Linked DNA regions of Homo sapiens: region 2 is linked to region 1. Evidence: chromatin loops called from intact Hi-C (ENCODE). Cell type or tissue: PC-9. All regions are shown on one strand. Each heading gives the region's core, and the rest is flanking DNA. Links, peaks and the distances in the headings are about the cores only.

Evidence for each region. Hi-C counts contacts between places; a loop is a spot of excess contacts. Peaks named below come from ENCODE experiments on the same cell type or tissue, not always from the same donor. Only the 100,000 strongest peaks of a DNase experiment are listed, where the experiment ranks them.
Region 2: a loop joins it to region 1, with 3.0 times the contacts of the local background. A loop is called at or near these places in 5 of 110 quality-filtered maps.

What each region holds. Positions count from the first base shown.
Region 1 is chr10:69,913,741-69,916,240 of GRCh38, reverse strand. The region is part of intron 17 of COL13A1 (collagen type XIII alpha 1 chain); the gene reads right to left. Among named protein-coding and RNA genes, the nearest start is that of LINC02636, 94 kb to the left of the region's middle. RefSeq lists a silencer at 1,332-1,421 and an enhancer at 1,482-1,531. In PC-9, for the core only: CTCF peaks have their summits at 1,187 and 1,387 (motif pointing right); no DNase peak of the experiment used is centred there.
Region 2 is chr10:69,711,327-69,723,894 of GRCh38, reverse strand. No RefSeq gene overlaps it. Among named protein-coding and RNA genes, the nearest start is that of LINC02651, 33 kb to the right of the region's middle. In PC-9, for the core only: CTCF peaks have their summits at 6,542 and 6,741 (motif pointing right); no DNase peak of the experiment used is centred there; H3K27me3 peaks cover 1,404 bases.

The DNA of each region.
Region 1 (2,500 bases), core at 1-2,500:
TGTGGCTGCCAGGCCAGGCTGCAGTTCCCATAGGCTTAAAGGCAGAGGGGATCTGGTGTTCTCTGGCTTCCTTCTCAGCTGTCCACACTCTCCCTTTCCTGCCATCTTACAGGAGGTCCTCGTCCATCCTTCTCCTTACCAAGGCTAGAGGACTTCCACCCTCTTCCTCCGTGATGGGTCTTCCATGCAAGTGTCCAGTTAAGCTTCTTAACACACAGGCTGGATAGCGAGACCCCTGCCTTAAAACATCCTTGGCCTGCTGTTGACAGTAGGAAAAGGACCAGGTTCCTGAGCATGACGTTCTGACCCCTGCTTCCTTCCTAGCCTCATCACCTGATATCATGTCATGATATCACTAGTTTCTGTGTCCTGCTAGTTTCTGTGTCCCTGAAAACACTACCCATTTCCACGGTCTGTCTTTCTTCCATTTCAACTTAAAACCCTATTCATCATTTGGAGTCTTGGTTGATAGAGCACCCAGTTCTTGTCTGGTGCCCTGGGCTGAGCTGCCCTCGCACACTGACTCCTGCACCCCTATGGACCACAGACCTGAGGGCCTCTGAGTAGAGAGGGGCTCTGCCCTGTTTTCAGCCTGCAGAGGCTGTTTGATGGGAGTGGGGCCCTTTTATCTCTTCTATGAAGCTTTTTGCTATCCCCTATAACTCAGCGCTGCATCCTCAATGCGACAGGGACCACTTAGCGTTTGTAATCGGCACACACAAATTTATGTCTGCCTGAGATGGCTTCACTTTTATCCTCTTTGGGCCAAGTCTCTAAATTCTACAGAAGGCCTAGAATCTTTAGTTCCCAATGCCAGAGCCCTCTCTCAGCATGACCCCACCAGTGACCCCTGAACCATAGGTGGGATGGCAGAGCTAAATTCAGGAAGTTACCATGGCTGAAAATCTAGAGCCCAAGGCTTGCTCTAGACACTAACTTCCTTCTTGTGGGACTGAGAGAGAAGGGCACAGCCACTTACTGCAGCTGCCATGTGTCTGCACTGGACTGAAAAGCTTTACAACCTTCCTCTCTTCCATCTCCAACAATCCCTTCCAATGTGGGAGTGGACGTTATTCTTGCTTCACAAGTAAGCTAACTGCGGCTCACAGAGGACAGGTATGATTGCCAAGGTCATGCAGCCTAGGGCTTTGGATAGTCTGTTGTCTGTTATGCCAAGGTACTTATTTCTCTTGGCCAACCCAAGTATCAGATGGACTGATGTTCCGTCTGCTTCCACCAAACAGCCTTTGCAGGCTGAAAGCGGAGCAGAGCCCCTCTTTGCTTGGTGGGGGTCCTTAGGTCTGTGGCCCATCATAGGGGTGCAGGGGTCAGAGTGTGGGGGCCGCTCAGCGCAGGATGCCCAGAAAAGCTCACTGCCTGTGTGCACAGCCGCTCTGTGGCCAGCAGAGGGCGTGACAGTACCTCATCTGAAGTCTGGCTACTCCCGCCACAGCGGTCTCCAAGCCCTCTCAGTAGTACCAGCTGAGGGCTCCTGTCATTCTTTCCTTTGGAGGGTCCCCTGCTAGCATTCTGAATGACCAGACCAGTTTGACTCAGTACAGAGGCCCCCACAGTCCTCTGGTGTGGGTGCAGGTGGGAGGTCAGCTTGGGAGTCCTTGACTATTCAGAGGCCCCCGTCATCCCTCTCTTCTACTTTCTCTGTCTTTTCTCTTGCTTTCCCTCAATGCCTCTGCCCTCTTCTTCCCACCTCCATTTCGAGGAGCTGGGCTGGCAGTGCAGGTGACCACAGATAAGCCACTTTCTCCCACTGGTCCAGGGTTCTTGGTTGCAAAGTGCGGTTAGATCAGATACCTCCCATCCACTGGTGCTCCTGTCTCTTCCCACCCACCCCAGCCCTTTCTCTGCTCCCCTGCACAGCCCTTTGGAAGGAGAGAGGCCAAAGCTGGGGAGGTGCCATTTGGCTTGGTTGGCAGCTCCAGAAAAAGGCTCTGTGGGGTGGGGAGGGACTCTTAGCTTTGGTTAAAAATGCAGCTCTAGGAGGGGTCTCAGTGGGTCCCTGCTCTCCCTTCCTCCTGCCCAGAGGGGTGCTCCTGCAGGGAGGAGGTGGTGTCTGCTTCAAGCTTGTCTCTGGGCTTCTGTCTCCAATCCTGGAAGAAACTGTGCAGAGCAAAACCCCGGAGCGTGAGAGTCTCCAGGCTAATTGGGGTTGTCCTCAGCCCCTGTTGATGTGAGTGTGTAAAGACACAATCAGGTACTCAGGGGAAATCAGAGCCCCAGGAGCCTCCTCGGGAGGCAGCCCTCCTTGTTAGGGTGGCTGACCTTCGCCCCTTCCCTCCTCTCTGGGTCAATTCTCTTAATTTCGCAAGTGACCCGGGCTTCCTTGATCCCCATGGCAGGGCCTCCCTCCCTCCCACCCCCTTGCTTGGCAGGAAGCAGGGGCGCCCCCACTGGCCTCCCCCAGCTGACCTCGCTCTGCCGCTCACTCCACTCTCATTAGGCTCACTCCCTGGGGCTTGTCTCCAGGGACCTGCCCCTGCCT
Region 2 (12,568 bases), core at 5,783-8,282, 200 kb after region 1:
GACTGGATTATGCAGTTGAACAAGTTGTGCCACCCACGCTGCAGTCTTGAAGAAGGGCACTCCCTGGAGTTGTGCAGTGCACAACCTGTGCTCTGGAGCAGGCAGCCCTGATAACTGTGTGTGAAAGAGAAAGACAACAGGAAAGGAAAGAAAGAGATATTTTGGTTTGTAGAAGGAAGGATTGGAACAGACCTAGGTAACCATCTACTTTAACTGCTCTCCTCATTTTTTTCCAAATTAAAAAATTACAATAAGCTGGGCATGATGGCTCACGCCTGTAATCCCAGCACTTTGGGAGGCCAAGGTGGGCGGATCACTAGGTCAAGAGATCGAGACCAGCCTGGCCAACATGGTGAAACCCCATCTCTACTAAAAATACAAAAATTAGCTGGGTGTGGTGGCATGCGCCTGTAATTCCAGCTACTTGGGAAGCTGAGCCAGGAGAATCGCTTGAACCTGGGAGGCAGAGGTTGCAGTGAGCTGAGATCATGCCACTGTACTCCAGCCTGGGCAACAGATCGAGACTCCATCTCAAAAAAAAAAAAAAAAAAAAACAGTAAAATGCATATAATAAAATTTACCAATTTAACTATTTAGGTATACAGTTCAGTGGTATTGAACACACTCATAATGTGCATCCGTCACCACTATCTCCACAATTCTTTACATTTGCAAAACTGAAACTCTATCCCCACTAAACAAAAACTCCCCTCTCCTCCTTCCCCCAGGCCCCAGCTACCACCAGTCTACCTTCTGTCTCTCTGAATTTGACTATTCTGGTTACCATCCACAAGTGAAATCATACAGTATTTGTCTCTCTGGGACTGGTTTACTTCATTTGGCATCATGTCCTCCAGGTTCCTCCGTGTCGTAGCATGTGCCAGAGTTTCCTTCCTTGTCAAGGCCGAATAATATCCCACTGTATGTATTCTCCCTCTCATTTTACAAGTGAGAAAAATGAGACCCGGAGATGTGAAACAACTTCACAGAGCAAAAAAGAAACAAAGCCAGCCAGAGCTCCACAAAGTGCTAATAACATCAACACCTTCGTGTCTCTGATTAGTTTGTCACCTTGTAGTGGTAAAGAAGACCTTTCACTCCATGTGTTTCCAGGACCCTGGTCCAAAGTTGTGGTTGAAAACTTACACTGCTCAAAGGCGGCAACCAGGTCTCCAACTGAGTAAACTACAAAAGGTCAGAGACAGTACCTGTCTCATTCACCACCGAAGCCCCTGCCCCCGGGGGACCCAAGCTCAAGGGTGGTATGCAGTAGGCACTCAGATAATGACAGCAAACCTTTCCTCAGCCCTTCCTACCTGCCAAGTGCTGTTTTAAGCACGTTACCACTTTATATCCAGTATTAACTCATTGAATCCTCTCAGCGCCCTTATGAAGCAAGTTTTAGTGACATCTCCATGGGGAAACTGAGGCACAGAGTGGTTACGTAGCTCATGCACGATACACAGCAGTAATGAATAAACAAGTAAACAAATGAACCTGTTATGTTGTCATTGAGACCTTCTAAAATATCCCCCCCAGGACCTCAGAGTCTCGTCCCTCCCATGGCTGAGGAGCTGCCTAGCGCTGTTAACAGCGCTCATAGTTTGGGGAGGAGCCTTGATAGAGTCTCAAGATGAGGAGCGCAGCAGGCCTGCGGAGGAAGTGTATTTTGTTTGCTATTCTGGAGGCGCTAAGTGGGAAGGTGGCAGGGCCCTGTCCACACACTCACACACACACCGTGTCTCAGCTGACAGGAAGAGGAAATGCCTTGCATTTTCCAGCCCCTTGTCCCCAGGCCAAACCTAAATGCCAGCCTAAAAATACAGCCTGGAAGCAGAGCTGTGATAACAGCTCTCTCCTGTCTCTGTCACCACCTCCCCTTCCCTTACCCCCTCAGGTTTATTTTCGAATGAGGACACCGCATAGAAGTAACTTGATGCTGGTGAAACCTGAGTGCTTTCCTTTCATGTCTCCTTCCATTCAGGTTTCTGGAGGGGAAGAGAAGGAAAGGAGGGAAGCATGGCTGCCTTTGTCCAGGAGGAAAGCAAAGGGGATGGGGTGGACAGCAGTACAAACAGGCCCTTTCGGCCTGATTTAGTGACCTGGTTGGCAATGAGAATTTGTCATGCTGAGTGCCATGCCAGGCACGGTGTAGAGAGCTGGAGTCAAATATACCATCCCTGTCCCCAAGGCACTTTCACGCTCAACAGGGCTTGCACCAAAACACTGGAAAGAAGAGCGCAATGCCCTGGGGCAAACATTGGGGTCCTCCAACCAGTTATAAAAGGTCACCCCTGCCAGGGCCAATAAAAGCCAAGGAGGAGTAAATGCTTGAAAACTTCCCTGCTACCCATTACTGGAAACAAGGCAAGGATGTCCACTTTTGCCATTCCTACTTAACATTGCACTGGGGTTGCAGCCAGTGTAATAAGGCAAGAAAAAGAAATTTAAAACATCCAGATTTGAAAGGAAGAAGTAAACTGTCTTTATTTGCAGATAACATAAATGTCTACATAGAAAATCCTATAGGTGCCTGTAATCCCAGCTACTTGGGAGGCTGAGGCAGGAGGCAGAGGTTGCAGTGAGCTGAGACTGCCCCACTGCACACCAGCCTGGGCAACAAGAATGAAACTTTGTCTCAAAGAAAAAAAAAAGAAAATCATATAAAACTTACAAAAAAGGTACTAGAATTAATAAGTGAGTAGGAAGATTATAGAATTTAAGATCATTATACAAAAATCAATTGTATTTCGAATATACTAGCAACCAAGAATCAGAAATTGAAATTTAAAATACTACCATAGGCTGGGCTTGGTGGCTCATGCCTGTAATCCCAGCACTTTGGGAGGCCAAGGTGGGTGGATCACCTGAGGTCAGGAGTTCAAGATCAGCCTGGCCAACATGGTGAAACAAAGTCTCTATTAAAAATACAAAAAATTAGCCAGGCATGATGATGGGCACCTGTAATCCCAGCTACTTGGGAGGCTGAGGCAGGAGAATCTTTCGAACCCGGGAGGTGGAGGTTCTAGTGAGTCGAGATGGCACCATTGCGCTCCAGCCTGGGCAACAAGAGCAAAACTCTGTCTCAAATAAAATAAAATAAAATAAAATAAAATAAAATAAAATAAAATACTACCATTTACAATAGAATGAAAAAATATGAAATACTTAGGGATAAATCTGGCAAAAGATGTGTAAGACCTTACACTGAGAACTACAAAGCACTGCTGAGTGAAATTATAAAGCTAAATAAATTGAGAGATATACTGTGTTCTTGGATTGGAAGACAATATTATAAGACAATATTTCCACCGAATTGATATATAGAATCAATAAAATCCCCATTAAATCAATAAAATCCCCGTTAAAATCCCAGTAGGGTTTTTGTAGACATTGACAAACTGATTCTAAAGTTATATGGAAATACAAAGGATGTAGAACAGCCAAAACAACTTTGAAAAAGAACAATATTGAAAGACTTACTCTATGTGATTGTATGACTTATTAAAAACTATAGTAATCAAGACAATAGGGTATTGGTATGAAGATAGACAATAGATCAATAGTGGACATTTAGTCTGGAACGAGAGATAGGGGTCATTCTTACAGAGTCAGAAGGCAGCCCAGGTACACAGTCCAATCACCAGGTAAGCACCAGCGGACAGGTCCATCTTAGTAAAGGCTATGGCCAAACATCCACCCACAGAGAAGGAGATCTGTACCTGGGAGAAAGTAATAGAGTCTAAAAGTAGACCCACTTGTATGTGATCAACTGATTTTTGACAGAGGTGCCGGGTAATGCGTAAAAGATAATCTTTTCAACAAATGGTGCTGGAACAATTAGACAATTAGATACCCACATGCAAAAATAAATAAATAAATAGGAACTTGAATTCATAAATAACTTAGATTCATAACTTGCACCATATATAAAAGTTAGCTCAAAAGAACATAGACCTAAATGTAAGAGCTAAATTTACAAAATTAGAAGAAAACATAGGAGGAACCCTAGTGACTTGGATTTGGAAAAGGTTTTATAAATGTAATGCAAAAAGCACAAACTATTAAAAATAAATACATTGGGCTTCAAAATTTTAAAAGTTTGCTCTTCAAAAATATATGCTTATGAAAATGAAATGGCAAACCACACACTGGGAAAAATATTTGCAACAAATTTATCCAGCAAAGGCCTTATATCTAGACTATATATAAAGAATTCTTACAACTCAATCAAACAGCAAACAACCCCATTTTTAATTATTTATTTATTTATTTTAATTTTTTTTTTTTTGAGATGAAGTCTCTCTCTGTCGCCCAAACTGGAGTGCAAAGGTATGATCTCAGCTCACTGCAACCTCCACCTCCCGGGTTCAAGTGATTCTCCCGCCTCAGCCTCCCGGGTAGCTGGGATTACAGGCACCAGCCATCATGCCCAGCTAATTTTTGTATTTTTGGAGAGACAGAGTTTCATCATGATGGCCAGGCTGGTCTTGAACTCCTGACCTCAGGTGATCCATCTGCCTCAGCCTTCCAAAGTGCTGGGATTACAGTTGTGAGCCACTGCGCCTGGCCGAACCCAATTTTTTAAGTGGGCAAAATATTTGAACTGACATTTCACCAAAGAAGATATGTGGATAACAAATAAGCATGTGAAAAGATGCTCAATACCATTAGTCATTAGGAAAATGCAAATTGAACACCCACTAGAGTGGCTAAAAATAGCTTAAAAAGACTAACTTTAGTGAGTGTTGGCCAGCACATGGAGCAACTGGAACTCACACACGCTGCTGCAGAGAATGTAAGATGACATTCCATTACAGAAAACAGTTTAACAACTTCTTTCCACCCAAGAAAAATGAAAGCATTTGCCCATGTGTGCATGAATGCTCATAGCAGCTTTCTTTGTAATAGCCAAAAACTGGGAACAACTCAAACGTCCATCAGCAGATGAATGGAAATACAAATTGTGGTCCTTCCACACAATGGAACACCACTCAGTGATAAAGAGCCATGAACTGCTGACACACACAGTAATGTGGATGGCCACCAAATTAATTAGGCAGAATAAAAGAAATTGGACCCAAGAAAGTATACACTGTATGCATCCATTAATAGAACATTCTAGAAAAATTCAAATTCATCTATAGTGACAGAAAGCAGATCAACTTTTGAGGGTGATAAGGATGTTCACTGTCTTGATTGTGGTGATCGTTTCACAATGTATACATATGTCAACATTTTTTATTAAGTTGAACACTTTAAATATAGGCAATTCATGCTCTATCAGTTATACCTCGATAAAGCTATTTTTAAAGTGTTTTTTTAAAAAGATAAGGGCGAGGTGCAGTGGCTCATGCCTGTAATCCCAGCAATTTGAGAGACCCAGGTGGGAAGATTGCTTGAGCCCAGGAGTTCAAGACCAGCCTGGGCAACATGGTGAAGCCCCATTTCTACGAAATAGTACAAAAATTAACGGGTGTGGAAGTGCGTATCTGTGGTCCCAGCTACTCAGGTGGCTGAGGTGGGAGGATCAATTGAGCCTGGAAGGTCGAGGCTGCAGTGAGCCGTGATTGTGCCACTGTACTCTAGCCTGGGCAACAAACAAGACCCTGTCTCCAAGTAAATAAATAAAGGGAAGAATAGGCCTAGGCAAGGATTCTAAACTAATTTTTGGTTATGGTCCTTTGAGAATCTGATGGAAAACCACATAAAATTGGACACACACAAATCCCACACAATTCCAGGTGGGTTTGTGGACCCTCAGTGGCCTGCGGCGCCCACCCTCAGGCCCCAGGTTTCACGCCCCTGGTCTACAGTAGCATCAATGACCACACGTGTTCACATGCTGACTCTCCACCCTAAAATAATGCTGGACCCCTTCCCCTCGGTATAGCTCACCCTCCCCTGGGCCAAGAACATGCATTTATGACAAAGTTGATAGATATTACAGTAAGACACTGCACCCTGAGAGAGAGCCACAGGGTGGGCCCACCATGGAGTCAAGCCCAGAGGGCTGGCCATTGGTGCACTGCGTGCTGACCCCTGAACTACGGGCCCATAGCATCATGAAAGCTCAGAGCAGCCATCCTGGGGGAGCTGGAGGAAACAGGGACATGTTCTGCTTTCTCGGTCTTCTTCTTCTGCCTTGGTCTCCCAGACACGGGCCTCCTTCACTGTGGCCAGAGGCTTGGCCATAGCCTTTAGTGAGCCGGACCTACCTGCTGGTGCTTACCTGGTGATTGGACTCTGGATGCAGTCTGATCCCTGACTTTGTAAGAATGCCCGTTGGTCCTAGCCCCAGACTGAATTCTAACTCTCATCACCACTGCTCCTAACACTGACCCCACATTGACTCAAGTGCGTTACAAACCACAAGGGAGTCCAGATCAGGAACTGTGGGTGCTCAGAGCAGCTGAGCCTTCTTGGAGACACAGAACAAAAGCTGTGTTTTCAATCCTGTTGCCTCGAAGCCTGAGCCAGTGCAGGTGGATCGGTGCTGACGGTGATGATAACGAGAAGGAAAAGGTGAAACGGGCAGAAAGAGCCTCAGTGTGATTTGGCTGCGTGAGCAAATCCGTCCCACCCTTCAGAGTCTCAACCTGCGATCCTTCGTCTAAACTGGATTTTGGCTCTGCAGACCCTGAAATAGGAAGACAAAGAAGAGACACAGAACAGCCCTCCCTGCCCTCCCCTGATTTACCCCATTCTACCTGAGTCCCTGGGGAGAAATGCTCAAACCCAAACCTCCCAGCAGAGGGCGCCCTGTGCCTTCTAACTCGGCACAGTGGCGGTTTCCTGGGTGCCAGGAGGGGAGTCCTTGGTTCCCAGGTGCCCAGCCAGGCCGAATGGCAGGAGGAGGGAGCTTCTGGCCAAACCGCTCCTGAGACTCCCCTCCTGGTCCCTCCTGAGTTGTCAACTGTCTGTGCCTTGTGGTGGATGGTGTCGGTGGGTTCAGAGATGCCTTTGGCTGGGACCGTGCAGGGAGGATGCTCTCTCTCTATCCCCTCAAAGTTCCCTAGTGGTTAGTGGGCACCCACCCACAAAAACACTGTAGGGCTCTGGCTGCCCCAGCCTGCCCCATGCCTAAGGAACTAGCTTCCTGCCCTCCAACAGGGTCTAATCTGAGAATCCTGGACCACATAAAAACGCACACCTGTTGGGGTGAGGGACGGTGCCAGCTCAGTGGCTCTATCCTAGCTGCCCATCACAGTCACCTGAAAAGCTCTGTAAACACACCAGTACCTGGTTCGCTCTCCACCAATAAGCAGAGATTCTGGAGGTAGGGCCCAGGAGAAGTATTTTTCTCAGGTCCCAGGGCTGAGAACCAAGGGACAGAGGCTCTGCCGGATGGCTCAGCCCTTGTGCTCCAAGTGTGGCCCCAGGACACAGCATCGCCTGGGAGCTTGTTAGAAATGCGGGGTCTTGGGCCCCACCTCACGCCTCCTCACCCGGGAGCTGCAGCTTCACAAGATCTCCAGGTGATTCACGGCACATAAAAGTTTGGGAAGTGCTGACTCCTGACACCAAGAGGTTGATTTTGTGATTGGGCTGTGGGAAGCAGACCAAAAATAGTTGCCACATGGCACGTGAACAAGTGTTAGCAGAACAGAGAGAGCTGCAGGACATTTAAAAATGGGAGCCCTCTGAGTGCCGGAGTATTCAGAAGGCTTCTTGGTGGAGGCAGAATTTCAGCAGCCTTGAAGTCAGGTCAGTGAAGAGGGTGAGGAGATATTTCAGGAGGGGTCATGGCTCAGTGAGGGCCCCGGGGAGGAAAGCACATGGCGCATCGGGACACAGCGAAGAGGCAGCCTGGGGGAGAAGGACCTCCTTAGAGAGCAGGCAGAAGTCCACCTGGACAGGGAGTTTGGAGCCAGCCAAGGGGACCCGTGACTGTTGGGCAGAGGAGTTAGAGTTTTCTCTGTAGGCAAAGGGGAGCAATTGAAGATTCTTGAGCAGCAAAATAGCCTGTAAATAAGAGCTTTGAAAAATATACCAGAAAAAAAATGGGAGGAGAGATGGAACAGAATGGCCCGCTTTCCCCATAGTCCCAGACAGGGTGATTAATAAAGAAAACAAGAAAAGGAATAGCTACATTTTTCTGGTGCTTACTATATTCCCAGCATGATTCCAAGTGCTTGCTTTGGTTACAAGTAGAGTTGACGTTCAGCCGGTGCACACCAGCAAGCTTCTGGGTGGCATCTTAACTGAGGGGTCAGAGTCTCCAAAGCCCCTATTGTGAAACATGTTGAATGTCATCCCTGGTTAAATCTAGGCCTCTGTCCAACAGACCACGTGCAACCCCCAGCACAGTCAAGTAGCACAACCACAAGGAGCCTTGATTTCTCCTGTGTTAAATGGAGTTAGCAGTAACTGCACCCCATGGAGTTTCAGTGAAGATTGAAGAAGGCCATTTATGTAACACGCTTAGCAAAATGTCTGGCGCAAAATGTGTGGATAAATGGAGCTATTGTCATTCGGCAGAGCCTCGTGTGAGGGAGTGATGCTGGAGACTGGAGGCTGAGTGTCTCATCTGTGCCTACTTCAGACTTCTGGACCACCTGCTTCCCTTGCAGGCTGTGGGTAAGGGCTCCATTCCCAAACCCCATCCCATCCTCTTAGCTATGGCCAAGTAGACCCAGCTCCTGGAAGACAGCGTGCTGCTTCAGGATGAAGCCTTCTCACGTCTTTCAGCTTGAACCCCCTTCCTTTGGGCTGACCCCCATTTGCCCGTGAATACCTAGTTCAGTGAACAAAAGAGAAACTGAGTCCAGGGCACAGTCCCTGAGCGCTGAGACTGGATTGGAAGCCCCTACCAACACCCTGTGGCCATTGTCCCCAGCACTACCATCACTGCCATCTTCGGTGTCCTGGCTGCCTCCCCACCATGCTGTGTAAGGACTCTTTGGGTCCCGGAATTCCCAGGCTCAGCGCTGTGGCCTGAAGGCTTGGCCCAGCAATTGGCAGGGCGCAGGCAAGCAATAATATTGAGTGAATGAATGAATGAGCATTCTCTCCTAGAGTTCCTGCATCTGGGGGAAGGTAGTGTGACTTCATGGTTGAGAGCTGTCAGACAACCTGGATTTAAATCCTGGATCTCCCATTTACTAGCTGTGTGACTTGGAGCAAGCTACTTAACCTCTCTGTGCCTCCATCTCTGCGCCTATAAGATGGGCTAATACAGTTGTGATGAATTAATTAATTAATATGCATAAAGCACTCAGCACAGGTTCTGGCAGGGGTAATCTCTCAATAAATCATACCTGGAATTATCATTATGGTGATTATCGTTAACTCTTAGCTCCCTGGGCTTGCAAACAAGCCTGGCTCTTCAGAATAGAGACATCTAGGGTGCAGGAGCCCCCACCACCCTGTCCTTGGCAGGCGGGAGAGGATTTCAGGACAGGCAGCGGCCTGGCCTGCAGGCTGGAAAGGTGTGCTGGGAGGATTCCTCCAGCTGCTTCCTCCCTGTACCCCTCTAACCCAAACTTCCTCTGGGAGTGGATTGAGCTGCAAGGTGACTTCCTTTGCCTGTGATCCTAAGTCCCTCACCTCATTGCATCTGGGACAGAGCCCCGGACTCCATGACCCCCACCTCATTTCCAAAAAGATTAGACCAAGCAGGTTCCCCCACACTTTCCCTTCTTCCCCAACCTCTCCCACCAAGTCATAGGTCAGCATCCCCCAAAATGTGCTCTTTAAGACACAAGTCCTGAGGGGAGCTCCCCAGTCAAGTGCTTCATGTCACAGTTGTTTTTTTGTTTGTTTGTTTGTTTGTTTTGAGACGGAGTCTTGCTCTGTCGCCCAGGCTAGAGTGCAGTGGCGCGATCTCAGCTTACTGCCAGCTCCGCCTCCCGGGTTCATGCCATTCTCCTGCCTCAGCCTTCTGAGTAGCTGGGACTACAGGCGCCCGCCACCACGCCCCGCTAATTTTTTGTATTTTTAATAGAGACAGGGTTTCACCATGTTGGCCAGGATGGTCTCGATCTCCTGACCTCGTGATCCGCCCGCCTTGGCCTCTCAAAGTGCTGGGATTACAGGTGTGAGCCACTGCGACTGGCCCATGTCACAGTTTTATGCTGCAGCCCTAGTGCTTCCTAATGCACATTTGTTACTAAAGGCCCTGACAAGTCCTGCAGCATACAACATTGTTTCTCTCTTGTATCAGCTTCCTAGGGCTGCCATAACATATTACCACAAATGTGATGGCCTAAAAACAACAGAAATTTATCTCTCACCATTCTGGAGGCCACAGATCTGAAATCAAGGAATGGGTAGGACTGTCCTTCCTCAAAAGGCCCTAGAGGAGAATCCTCCCTTGTCTCTTCCAGCTCCTGATGGCTCCAGGCATCTTTTGGTTTGGGGCTGCATGACTCCAGTCTCTGCCTCACTCCTTACGTGCCCCTCTACCCTGCAGGTCTCCCTCACCTTTTACTCATCATTGGATTGGGGCCCGCCCTAAATCCAGGGTAATCTCATCTTGAGACCCTGGATTACATCTGCCGAGTACACTCTTTCCAAATAAGGTCACTTTCACAAGTTCCTGGGGTTAAGACATGGACATACCTTTTGGGGAGCACCATTCAACTCACGACACCTCTGTTCAAGCTAGAGTTTTCCAAACTTTGGTTATGGAATTGTCTCTGACTTTTTAATAAATGTTTATTAATTTATAAGACACGGCCAGGCATGGTGGCTCACACTTGTAATGCCAGCACTTTGGGAGGCTGAGGCGGGCAGATCACGAGATCAGGAGATTGAGACTATCCTGGCCAACACAGTGAAACTCCGTCTCTACTAAAAATACAAAAAAAATTTAGCCAGGCACGATGGCAGGCACCTGTAATCCCAGCTACTCGGGAGGCTGAGGCAGGAGAATCGCTTGAACCCAGGCAGCAGAGGTTGCAGTGAGCCACACTGCACTCCAGAGCCTGGGCGACAGAGTGAGACTCCGTCTCAAAAAAAAAAAAAAAAAAAAAAAGCACACATTTATAAGACATAGTTTGGGAAGCACTTGTCACACATCTGGGAGCACTGGAAGCTACAACCTGGATCGTCCTATCTAGTTACTGCTCCTTGTCTAACATCACCCAGGGAGTCACTGGCAGGGTCCAGGCTGGGACTCTGAAGTCCTGACAACCAGAACACTGCCCCTACTGCCATGCTAATTCCTGAAAGGTCACAGCACTCCTAGGCCCCAGACAAGCTGCCCGTGGCCCATCTGACCCGACAGTCCCAAGACCCACCAACAATGGTCCTCTCTGAGAAGGACGCCAGCCAGGGCCATCCACACACCAGGACAGCTGCCGGCTGAGCATCAGGGAGACCTGGAAAATAAATGATGAGATGGGCTGGGGGCCTGGCTCCCGGGGCTGGAGATTGATGCGGCCACAGCCAAAGCGACATAATGGGCCTTGCGGGCCAGCCGGGCGGGAGATAAAAGGCAAGGGACATAAATAACCCAGGAAAGAAAGGGCGAAAAGCCGGCCCACAGGAATAAATCCCTGGTCCCTGACAGGCTCAGTGTGGGAGTCAGGGCAGTGTCTCTGGGCAGGGGTGGGTGAGAGGGTAGGGGGGCTGCGTGATGGGCTGCCAACCGCCCTCCGCTGCCCTCCCAGGGCTCTTGGTCACACTTGCCCCCACACACCACACTCATGGGGGCAGTAGGGGACGGGATAAAGCCCAGACAGGAAGTCGCCCTCTCTGCCTCAGTTTCCTCCTTGGTAAAATGAGGTGAGGTGCTAGGTCAGTGTTTCTTCAGAGGGGCTTAAGGACCACCTGCATCAACATGACCTGGGAAGCTTGTTTAACATGTGAATTCCTGGGTCCCTCACAGATTTATAAAATAAGAACTTCTGAGGGAGGGTCTAGGACCAGCCCAGCTAACAAGCTTCCCAGGTGGGAAACCTGCTGGAACAGATGAACCCTAATATCCCTGCCATCATATGGATTGGATGGATGGTTGGTTGGATGGATGGATGGATGGATGGATGGATGGATGGATGGATGGATGGATGGATGGATGATGGATGGATGAATGGATGTCTGGTTGAAGAGATGGATGGATGGATGGATGGATGGATAAAGAGATGAGTGGACAGAGAGATGGACAGGCAGAGAGGTAGACGGGCAGATAGGCAAATTGTCAATATGTGGTTAAGTGAATAGATGAATGGATAATAGATGTTTGCTACCATTTATTAACTTCCTATGTGTTAACTTCCTATGTGTTTGCTACCATTTATTAACTTCCTATGTGTGCTTCCTATGTGTTAGGCTGAATGCTTTGCTTGTGTTTATCTACTATAATTCAATTTTTACTCTAATACTCCAAATTCGCAGAAGATTAAACTGACTCAGAAGTTCCATGACCCACCTAGGGTGAGTGCAGCGCCAAAATTCAGCCCAGTCCTGTGCTATCCAGAGCCAGTGCCCCTGACCACCACAGTGTGCTATGCAAGACAGAAGGGACACCGGGACATCCTCCAGTCAATGAGCATGACCAGTGTGTTGTCTTTATGACCCTGACATCTCTTAAGGTAGAATCTGACCCCAAAATTCCCCATCCCAT